Linked DNA regions of Mus musculus: region 1 is linked to region 2. Evidence: chromatin contacts called from ENCODE Hi-C or POLR2A ChIA-PET data. All regions are on one chromosome and are shown on one strand. Each heading gives the region's core, a stretch centred on a gene start or an enhancer-like site at or near the end of the contact. The rest is flanking DNA. Distances are from core to core; before and after follow the strand shown. Region 1 has its middle 6.1 kb from the start of Gm39023. Region 2 has its middle 36 kb from the start of Gm39023.

Evidence for each region. A loop is a pair of places that touch in the nucleus more often than their neighbours do. ChIA-PET counts read pairs that join two places held with the same protein, here RNA polymerase II (POLR2A).
Region 1: a map of T-helper 2 cell shows a loop between it and region 2 (2.5-fold over the local background). The contact joins two enhancer-like sites. A Hi-C loop is called at or near these places in 2 of 37 maps with a recorded cell type or tissue (T-helper 2 cell and heart). POLR2A ChIA-PET finds 5 or more read pairs at or near these places in 1 of 5 experiments (embryonic stem cell).

Annotation. Positions count from the first base shown.
Region 1 is chr7:63,856,270-63,861,258 of GRCm38, forward strand. No RefSeq gene overlaps it. Among named protein-coding and RNA genes, the nearest start is that of Gm39023, 6.1 kb to the left of the region's middle. Within about 2 kb of position 2,387, at least 1 of the 3 ENCODE cell types and tissues checked has a DNase peak (open chromatin) inside an H3K27ac peak, as active enhancers do; it is heart, where a contact is called at or near this core.
Region 2 is chr7:63,813,986-63,819,147 of GRCm38, forward strand. No RefSeq gene overlaps it. Among named protein-coding and RNA genes, the nearest start is that of Gm39023, 36 kb to the right of the region's middle. Within about 2 kb of position 2,171, at least 1 of the 3 ENCODE cell types and tissues checked has a DNase peak (open chromatin) inside an H3K27ac peak, as active enhancers do; it is heart, where a contact is called at or near this core.

The sequences.
Region 1 (4,989 bases), core at 1,137-3,636, 42 kb after region 2:
CAAAGCCCAAAGGCTGAGCCTCATGAAGGCTCAAGCAGAGAGGAGGAGGAGGGGTTGGAAGGAGAGAGTAGGACCCATGTCTGGCAGGCTCTAAAATTAAGGGTTCTGGGTTCCCTCTTGGTCCTGAACCTCTTGATGTCTGCTTCTGTGATTCCCCCAGCATCAAGGATGCTATCCTGGAGATCTGATTCACCCCCACCTTAGGCAGCTCACTGTAGATCCCCTGAATGAAGGACATAGTCTCAGTTCAAAGGAGACTACAGAGGCTTGACTGCATAGAGTCGAAGGGCCTGTGAGAGCATAAGGCAGGGAGATGTGAAGCCCAGTGTGACAGGCTCTCAGCCCCTCCTCGTGGTCCCTGTGGACACAAAGCCCCTGAGTTACAGAACCTGCCTCCCAGTGGCTAGTGCTCCTGTGCCCCTCCAAGGACAGCATTCTGGTGCTTCTACCCACCCAGTGTGAGCCAGCTCTGACTCAGGGCACACCCAGCGCTGGAAGGCAGCACAGGTTCCAGCGCCCCCGGACCTCCTCTAGGAATGAAAGAAACAGGCCTGGGCCTGGAGCAGTGGGTGTCAAGGTATCACCGGGCCCCTGCGTGGGCCTGATGGCTGTGGGAATCTGAGGGGATTATGCGGTGGTTTGGCAATGTTGAAAGGCAGACTCCACGCCCACTAAATCCTTTGGAGCAGAGGAGCCCTTGTTTTCAGGTGAGTTCAGTTCCGAAGGGGGTGGACACACACACACACAGCCTAGCTGGGGCTTCTTATAGTTGCATCTGTTCCTGATCGCCTGAGGTGACTAGTGGCACTCTCTAAAGAAAAACAGGGTGAGGACCTCCATAGCCAGGGTTGACTACCCAGGCAAGGATGAGCTGTTGGTGCCATCTTCAATGAAAAGCCACCTGGTGACATCACCAGTCCTTGGAGTAGATCAAAGGGAACCATATGGATGGCACCCAGCTGCCAGGGCTGCCAGCTCTTCCAGCCCAGGAATGCCTGGGGCTGCCTGGATAGGAAAACTGGAAATGGTACCTGCCTGCCCACCGCCTCTTATTTGTAAGCCACAGGCAGCCTTAGCCTCCTACTTAGACTCTCCAGGGCCAATGGTCCTGTTCTAACACCAACACACACTCTTCGCAGGCTGTGGTTGTGGTGCTGCGGCTCAAAAACCAAGGTGTTTAGAGAGATCTAGAAGCGACAAAGGCCCCAAAGCCCTGGAACAAGGTACTGTAAATGAGCATGGATGAACACTGAGGGACAGACCCACAGACAGAGCATCTCCCAGATACCCACCACTCCTTTCACAGTACCAAAAGGTCAACAGCTGGCTAGGTTTGGCTGCCTCTTCCACCATGCCTTCAAACAGCAGACAGTTCATATGGTCTATTACATCTCCTGCACAGCCCCGTCCCTTGGCTTAGTGGGTTCCCCTGATGTGATGGCGGGCCCCTGAGGACTCTCAGGGCCATAGGCAGGTGGGAAAATAGAGAGCGTGCAAAGCAGCAGCAATTACAGGCTCCACCCTGAGATGGGGCACTTTGTGGTGGGAACCTGTCCAGGCAAAGGACTTATCCGAGAGATCAGGCAAATTACTGGGTAGCCATCAGAGTGGAGCCTAGGCACAGACGTGTGTGCAACAGACACCTCATTAGTCTAATTATGGGCTCCCGGGCCCACTGGTACTACGCAGATGGAGGAAAACTTGAGGTCAGCCAAGAGAACAGCACCAAGGTGATGCTTTCCTCAGAAGGCTAGTTTGCCCTAGCTCCTCAGGCTGAGGTCCACCCCAGAAAGATGGGAGAAATGGAGGGGATGAGACCTCGTCACTTTAGAAGTCGACAGACTCCACACCTGCTCATGTGCTCTGCGTCCTTCTACTCCATCTGCAACCCTCATCCGTCGGCATTCAGGATTGCCAGGAGATGCTGGCCACTAGATACGGTCCATAAAAAAATGGTGATAGGACTGGAGAGATGCCAATTAAGGGCACTGATTGCTTCCAGAGAACATTAGTCGTATCCCAGAAAAGATGGCTCAAAACCGTCTGTCACTCCGGTTCGGAAAGATCAAGTACCCTTAGTTGGCAACAGACACGCTTGCGGGCAAAACACCCATACACGGAGAATATTTTAATTTTAAAAATTAAAACGGTGTCAAAGGTGCACAAAGGTCAGCCTTGTACTGCACATACGTTAGCTCCTCTAGAGTTATAAACAAATGCATTTATTTCATAAATGAGAGAAGAGTGCCTGACGATGTTAAGTGATTTGTTAGTAGCTCTTGGAGCTAGAAAATCAAGACTTTGCCCTAAACTAGCAGCAGGCCCAGGAACCACCCACCACCGAAGAGCTGGTGGGAAGTGGCTCCGGGAAACAGCTCGCTCCTCCCTCAAGAGATGACGTCACGGGGCCCCGCCCGTTTTAAAGCCGCTGAGTCCCTTTGGTTGTTGTAGGGAGAAGGGTTGGGTTCCTCTGCTTCTGAGATCCGGTACCCATCTCCTACGCTCTCGGGCTAAGAAGGGCACAGCACGCCTCTGTAGGCTTGAACACCTGTCCCTAACTGCTTTCGGGCTCGGTACACTACCTGCCACAACCATACAGCAAGACCACAGGGGCCGTCTACCGCACGTGTGGGGACCGGGAGGAACCCCTGGGTCACTCTGCCCTCCACGTGAGGTCCAAAGTCTCTAACAGAAACCCCTCCACTGTACCTGCCTCCCCTCCCCTCCTGACATTCCTAAATCGGCTTGAAGAGGCTGACTGTGACCCGGTGTACTTCCTTTCCTAGCAATCACCTCACCCTGCCCTCTCCTGGCCCGGCACTCTCCAGGACAGGGACATCTGGACAGGACTAAGGACCCAGCTCCACTTCCAGGAAGGCCCATTAGACTGTAACAAGGCCAAAGGGGTGTCCAGGACAAAGAGCCTTGTCAGAGGCCCATAGGCACTCTGGGTACTTAAAACAAAACAGACAAACAAAAACAAACAAACAAACAAACAAAAACAGTTCTGAGGTTGTTTTTTGTTTTGTTGTTGGTTTTTTTTTTTTTTTTTAGGAGGAGGCATGTCAAGGTCACCCCACCCCAAACTACACCCAACAGGCTCAACTGGCCTTGCCCACGCTCCTTTCTTTCTTCCTGAAAGAAAGGGAAAAGGCATAGAGTTAGTTTATAACATTAAGTGTCAGAAGCAGCACCCAGCACCCAGGAAACACTGTAGCTCCTTCCTGGGTTTGTAAAATCAGAATGTGTGTTCAGCAAGCTGCCCAAAGGATGCTGATGCAGCCATGTATGGGACCCCCTGGCTCCTGAATTCCATCTCCATCCCCGAGGCCTGTCTTCTTTTCCTCCTGAGCCCTGCAACCCAAGGGCTTCTCCCACCAAGAACTGCTACAATGGTTCCCAGTAACTCTTTTGCCTGTACACACCAGCTAACCTTGAATGTCCTGTCTAAATGTTCCCCTCCAGAGTATAGGGTCTTAGGTATGCAGGAATACAGGCTCAGACCCCTTCTAAAGCGGGCTCACAATCAGGCTGTGTCTCAGATTAGTCTCCCTGCCTCCATTCCTTAACGTTCAAAGGTGGCAGAAGCTCTGAGATGAAGCAGACCAGGAGACTGCCACCCTGGCCCACCAGACCCAGAATGCCAGGCAGCTTCTATAGTGCAGACCCAGATCTGCCTTCACAAGCCACTGCCTGGGAGCCATGACCTTCTTTCCAGTTTCACCTTTAATACCTATGTGGGCAGGACCCCCAGGCCCGCTCCCACCAGCATGCTTCAGTGTGAACCAAGCCATCGAGGTGCCCGCTTTCCTGAAGTCCCTGACCCTCTCTGTGTCCAGTGTCCCCTGATAGATCTCCCCTTTGCTTCTGAAACCCACAGACCTTGGTCCTTTCCCTCTGCTTCCCCTTCCCTTCCCCTGAGCCCTCTATTGGGCTCCTGTATCTTTGTGCCTCCTCCCTTGGAATAATACTTACTGTCCCTGAGTCACCCTGAGGGCTACTTACTCTATTTTTGCCACTATAACAAAATAACTGAAACTGGATAGATGATAAATAATTGGGGGGGGGGGGGTGCTGGAAAGATGGCTCATCCATTAAAAGCACTGGCTGCTTGCTTTTCCAAAGGTCCGGAGTTCAATTCCCAGGAACCACATAATGGCTTACAACCATCTGTAATGGGATCTGATGCCCTCTTCTGGTGTGTCTGAAGACAGCGACAGTGTACTCATAAATAAAATAAATAAATATTTTAAAAAAATTGAGGGTTATCCACTGTATTAGTCAGGGTTCTCTAGAGTCACAGGACTTATGGAATGTTTCTCTATATTAAGGGAATTTATTGTGATAATTTATAGTCTATAGTCCAACTAACCCAACAATAATCAGTTGGGAAGTTGCTCAAGCCCATGAAGCTAGTTGTTTCAGCTGGTCTTCTGTAGAAGTATATTCCACCAGATGTGCTGTCAAGTAAACGCAAGCAAAGAAGAGTGAGTCTTCCAAAGTCCTTATGTAGGTCTCCTGTAGAAGGTGTGGCCCAGAGTAAAGGTGTGTACTACCACGCCTGGATCTGGCACTTGCTTTGTCCCAGGCTCACCTTGAACTCAGAGATCTCCTTGCCTCAGTATCCTGGGCCTAAGCTTTTCATGGCCACTGTGCCTCACTCAGGATGTCCATGCCAAGATCCAGATCAGAAGCTTGTATCTTGTAGCCTCAAGATCTGGATCACAGGTGAGCCCTCCAATTCTGGATTATAGTTCATTCCAGATATCATATAATTTGACAACCAGGAATAGCCATTACATCCACCTTTCAGTTCTCAAGGCTAGAAAGTACCGGAGCATGGCGTTAGCATTTGGTGAAGGCTAGCTTGCTGCACCATCGCATGGTAGGGCATCCTCATGAGAGAAGAGCGACTAGCTTGGTTCTCTCTTCCTCTCTTTGTAAGGCCACTAATGGGGGCCACACCCTCATGACTTCATCTCGCCCTCG
Region 2 (5,162 bases), core at 921-3,420:
TGTTTTGGTTTTTTGTTTTTGGTTGGTTGGTTGGTTTTTTGAGACAGGGTTTCTCTGTATAGCCTGGGCTGTCTGGAACTCACTCCGTAGACCAGGCTGGCCTCAAATTCAGAAACCCACTTGCCTCTGCCTCCCAAGAGCTGGTGGTATTAAAGGCATGTACTACCATCACCAGACTGAAAATATCTACTTGTAAAAGGGCTTAGTCCTCAGGTTCTTTCCTGACAGGCAATGTTGTCACGTGACATGGTATAAAAGGACTCCATGGCCACAGGGCAAGTGGAGCCCCAGGCTATCCTCTCTGGACAGGTTTGTGGTTTTTTCCTAGGAAGTGAATATTTTGCAAGGTCAGAGACTCTTGTCTTCTGCAGGCCCTCTCCCACCTGCACTCCTACCATGTGAAGTTATGGTGAGCAGATGCTCCCAGATGTGAGCAGGCTGCCAGTTGCATGTGGTATCTCCCCACCCTCCATTTAGAAGAAAAAAGACTCAGAAGGGCTAGAGGTGCAATAAGCCATCTCAAAGTCTCGGAGGTGCAATCTCTAGCTATACCTGGGACTTCAGAAATGCTTCATCCATTAAGAAACTCCAATCTAGGACTGGAGAGATGGCTCAGCAGTTAAGAGCACTGACTGCTCTTCCCAGAGGTCCTGAGTTCAAATCCCAGCAACCACATGGTGGCTCACAACCATCTGTAATGAGATCTGATGCCCTCTTCTGGTATGTCTGAAGACAGCTACAGTGTACTTACATATAATAAATAATTAAATAAATCTGAAAGAAAGAAAGGAAGGAAGGAAGGAAGGAAGGAAGGAAGGAAGAAAGAAAGAAAGAAAGAAAGAAAGAAAGAAAGAAAGAAAGAAAGAAAGAAAAAAGAAAGAAAGAAGGAAAGAAGGAAAGAAGGAAAGAAGGAAGGAAGGAGAGAGAGAGAGAGAGAAAGAAAGAAAGAGAGAGAGAGAAAGAAAATCCAGTCTAAGGGCAAGAGGGTGTCCCCCAAGGCTCAGTTCATATGGTACAGCCTGAGGCGAGAGGCTCCTCCCTTCCAGAGTGCTTGTGTTTGACTGGGTGGAGCATAGGTGCACAGGACTAAGTGCTGGGGGCCCTTGAGACCCCACAAGCACAGTGCTTTTGAGACCCCACAAGTGCAATTTGTGGTTTTATTTGCCAGACCTCAGTGTGAGACCCAATCAGAACCGAGTGCTGGTTCAGTGGATGAATGTCAGTAAAAAGGAGAGTGTTTCAGTCAGACAATCTGTAATTCTGTGGGATGGGTGTTGGCTCATGCTAATGATATCAAGTGTACACACACACACACACACACACACACACACACACACACACACACGTGTGCGCACTCACTCAAAAATCACCATACATGAAAAATGTGTGAAGTACAATTAATGTGTTGATTGTCGCCGGGCACGGTGGCATATGCCTTTAATCCCAGCAGTCGGGAGGCAGAGGCAGGTGGATTTCGGAGTTTGAGGCCACCCTGGTCTACAAAGTGAGTTCCAGGACAGCCAGGGCTCTACAGAAAAACCCTATCTTGAAAAATACCCCCCGCCAAAAAATTCTGCTGATTGTCTACCTCCAGCGTAGCCGCACGCACTGCACAGCGATGACTGACTGTTTCCTCTACTGGTCTCTAGTTCTTAGATGTGTCAGCTCAAAGCCGGGGCCCAGCATCATGAAAAGGGATTGTAGTATATACCACTAGCCTGAGAAAAAGTCCAAACTCACTATTCAGTGTATGGTTTCTATTGAATACACACCAATTTCACACTATGGCTTAGTCAAAAAGTCCTGTCAGGCCACTGGCATGTGTATGTACAGACATCTACAGGGACAGACAAACGTGCACACATGCCAACGGAAAGTCATCACCTGTAGGCTGAATACAGATTTTTCTTGAAACTTGTATCATCTTGTAGACCATAACACGTAGTGTGTGTGTGTGTGTGTGTGTGTGTGTGTGTGTGTGTTTATATATGCACATATGTGTATAGGTTTTCCAGGTAACTTGTATTACTTCTGGTGCGTCCGCTGCTGAGCAGCCCTGTTCACTCCAAGAGAAAGAAAATGTTAATAAACCGAAAGCGCCCTGGCTTCTCAGGAAATAAGCTGGCAGGATTTTTAGTAAGAGCAGGATCTGAGCCAGTGTTGAAGGGCCTATGAACTGACTGCCGGAAGGGCTCAGGCGTGGGAGGCAGGAAGTCAGTCTAGCCTCTCTGCCTTTGACGCCCTAAGCAGTTTGGCCTTCTTAAGCAGTTAGTTACCTGTAAAATAATCAGAGCCAGCTCCTGTGACCTGTCTGTGATGAAACTGCCTCATACGAGGATCCAGACGTGACGCCAGGGCTCTTCCTCACTCTCACAGTCAAAAGCTTTCACCTTACACACTAGCCCAAGCTGTTCCCACAACCCTGTGACAAAGTCCCTTTAGCAGCAGCCCCATTCTTGTGCCCTACAACACACCAAAGGACTACCACAGACAAAAACCTTGAAACAAAAAAACACCAGGGCTGAGCCCACCCCCTTAGCATGTATAAGATACACACAGGAAGGAAGTGGCTGGCTGATTCAAGGAGGCAGGGCTACAATGTCTCCAGGAAGGAATATTTTCCAACCAGTTCACCCTGCCTGTGGTTTTGAACAAGATTTCAGACATAGCTCTAGCCAGTCCCCAGCCCCCTGCTGTGTCGCTCCTGGACCCTCCACCAACATGGGCAGCAGCTGCTGTCTAGACACAGCAACAAGGGTGGGTGCCCATGCAGGAAGTCATCCAGCAGGCTGCTCTGCTCAATGGTCTTGGAGTTGGAAGCAAGCAAGAGAGGCACAAGCTGCTTGTGGTGGGAGCAGGAAGGGCCAGGCCCTGCCTGGTGGGCAGGGAAGAGGACATTCCCCCCTGCCTCTTGCTGGGTACTCCCGGAGATGACTCATCAGCAAACCTGTTTTTGGTTTCTGCTCATAACTAGCTCCAGGTCTCAGCAGATCCAGCTCTGAGCTCCAGGGTCTCTCCAAACAGGACCCTCCCTGGATTGGAAGTTTCTTCTCTGTGTCTGTGACTGGGAGGGCTTACAGGAAGGATCCAGTTCTGAGCTCTTCCATCCCCTGCCCTTCTGTGTCCAAAGCTTCCCCTCTGTTAAAGCTCTTGTTGCAGGGTAGGCAAGAACACTGGGGCACTTCCCACTCTGCCATGGACACTGGCACTCTGTCCTTCCTCCCTGTCCTCTGCTCACGTCCTATCTGGTGTCAGCTTTAGCAACTTTCTGGACTCTCCAGATGGAAAGTCCCTCTTTCTTACTGCCTCTAATCTGACACCATAACCAATGGCAACTATGTATCCAGCCATGTGAGTCCAACTGAGTCACTTCAACTTGCTGAGCTTCAGTTCTACATCTGTAGGGTAGGCATGTTGAGAGATGCCAACAGAGATGAAGCAACCATTGTGAAGCAAGGAGCTGAGCACCTAGAGCTGGTCCAGGACCCTGGTAGACACTAACACCAGGGCAGAGGGTGCTGAGTGATCTTTTTTCCAGGCAGTGGCCACTCCCCCCCTTCAATCAGATTAGCCAGTTCCCCCACATCTCCACCCACAGTCTTGCCTGCATATGGTAGGTCTGACATGTAGTTGAGGGCCAGCAGACTCCACGTAGAGGAAGGCAGCCAAAACCCCAGAAGAGCCAACAACCTCTCCCATAGAGAAGAACAGATAGAGAGCAGATGGAGCCTTTACTGTTAGGGGCTGCCTGGGCCAGACACCCATTTCACAGACTACAGGTGCCAGTCAGTGAGGCCCACACAGGAACAGGGCTGGGTCCTCCATAGAGAGCTTACAGCTAAGCTCTCAGAGTGGGTGGCATTGAAGTGCCATTCCCCAGGACAACAAAGCCTGCAGGTAGGGAGGCTTCTTGACTGGTGACAGTCAGAACAGAGCTAGAGGTCATGGACTTGGCCTTGGAACTGAGGAGCTGGAGCCCTTTCTCCTAGACTGTCCTTGCCTCCATGAATGGACAGCAACAGGGTACAAATCTGAAGGCCAGGGAAGGAGAAAACCAGTCCAATGTCCCAGGACTCTATAGGGATCACTCTCAGAGGGTCGTTGTCTTGGCCCATTCCTGGGTGACCAAATTCTCTTGGTGGTTTAAAAATAAAGGTCATATGGACACATCTTTCTATGAGTGGACCCTGACCTGTGACCTTTGGAGACACCAAATCTGGAAAGCACTGGCCACCACCCAGCACCAAGACCCGGTATTCTCTGGAGTTGCCATTTGGACTCTATAGTGGTAGCACCTGTGTTCAGGCAGACTGCAGCCAGCATGCAGGGAGAGGCAGGAGGCCCACGCTGTCCACCAGAATGCTCTACCGCTGTGTCTAGTGGAGTTGCCAAGGTCATTTAAACCTTCCAGGCAGGGTCTCAGGATCAGAGCTATGTAGACATTCAAGCCAGGCCCAAGAGTGATAACTCCCTCTAGTGGGACTAGCCAAGTACAGTGCCAAAGCAGATTCACTGCTCAGAATTCCAAGTCAGAGATCCATTGGATATTTCTGCAGAACCAAGAGTGTGAAGATGCCAGGCCCTGTGCAGACCAGTACACCTGGCCTCGACCTTAGTGGAGTGAATCGATTGCATCTCTGTGTGGCAATCTTGGAGTAAGACTGTTGCTGCCTGAAGCTAGAAACAGTAGGGTTTGGACTTAACCTTCCCTACACAAGCTACACTGATTCAATGTTTCCGGTTGTCATGGCAGACCTTCTACCCTCGGAGTAAGTCCAAGGCCTCAACTTGTACCCAATGCCTGGTAATCCCAGCTGGGAAGAGCTGTGCCCACTGGTCCCGTCGTATCTAGTCAAGGACATTAGTCATGGCTTTCCTGTCCCTCTCTTCTGTACCACCAGTTTTCCATTTCTCCAAGACTGCCCTCAACACATTATGTTTAAGTTGACCCTCCATCTTCCTCTTCCCCTGGGACAGAGGAGCAAGGATCAGATGTTCCCCACACTGAAGTGCCTCTACACACCTTGTCTTGCTCTGAGAACACTCTGACAGGAATGTGGGGGGCAGAGATGAGGGGCAAACAGAGAGGTGGCTGGTCAGCTGTGAGCCTGAACCCTGGAGAGCAAGTGGAGACCCTGGGTTGAAGAAGCTACTCCAAGCTC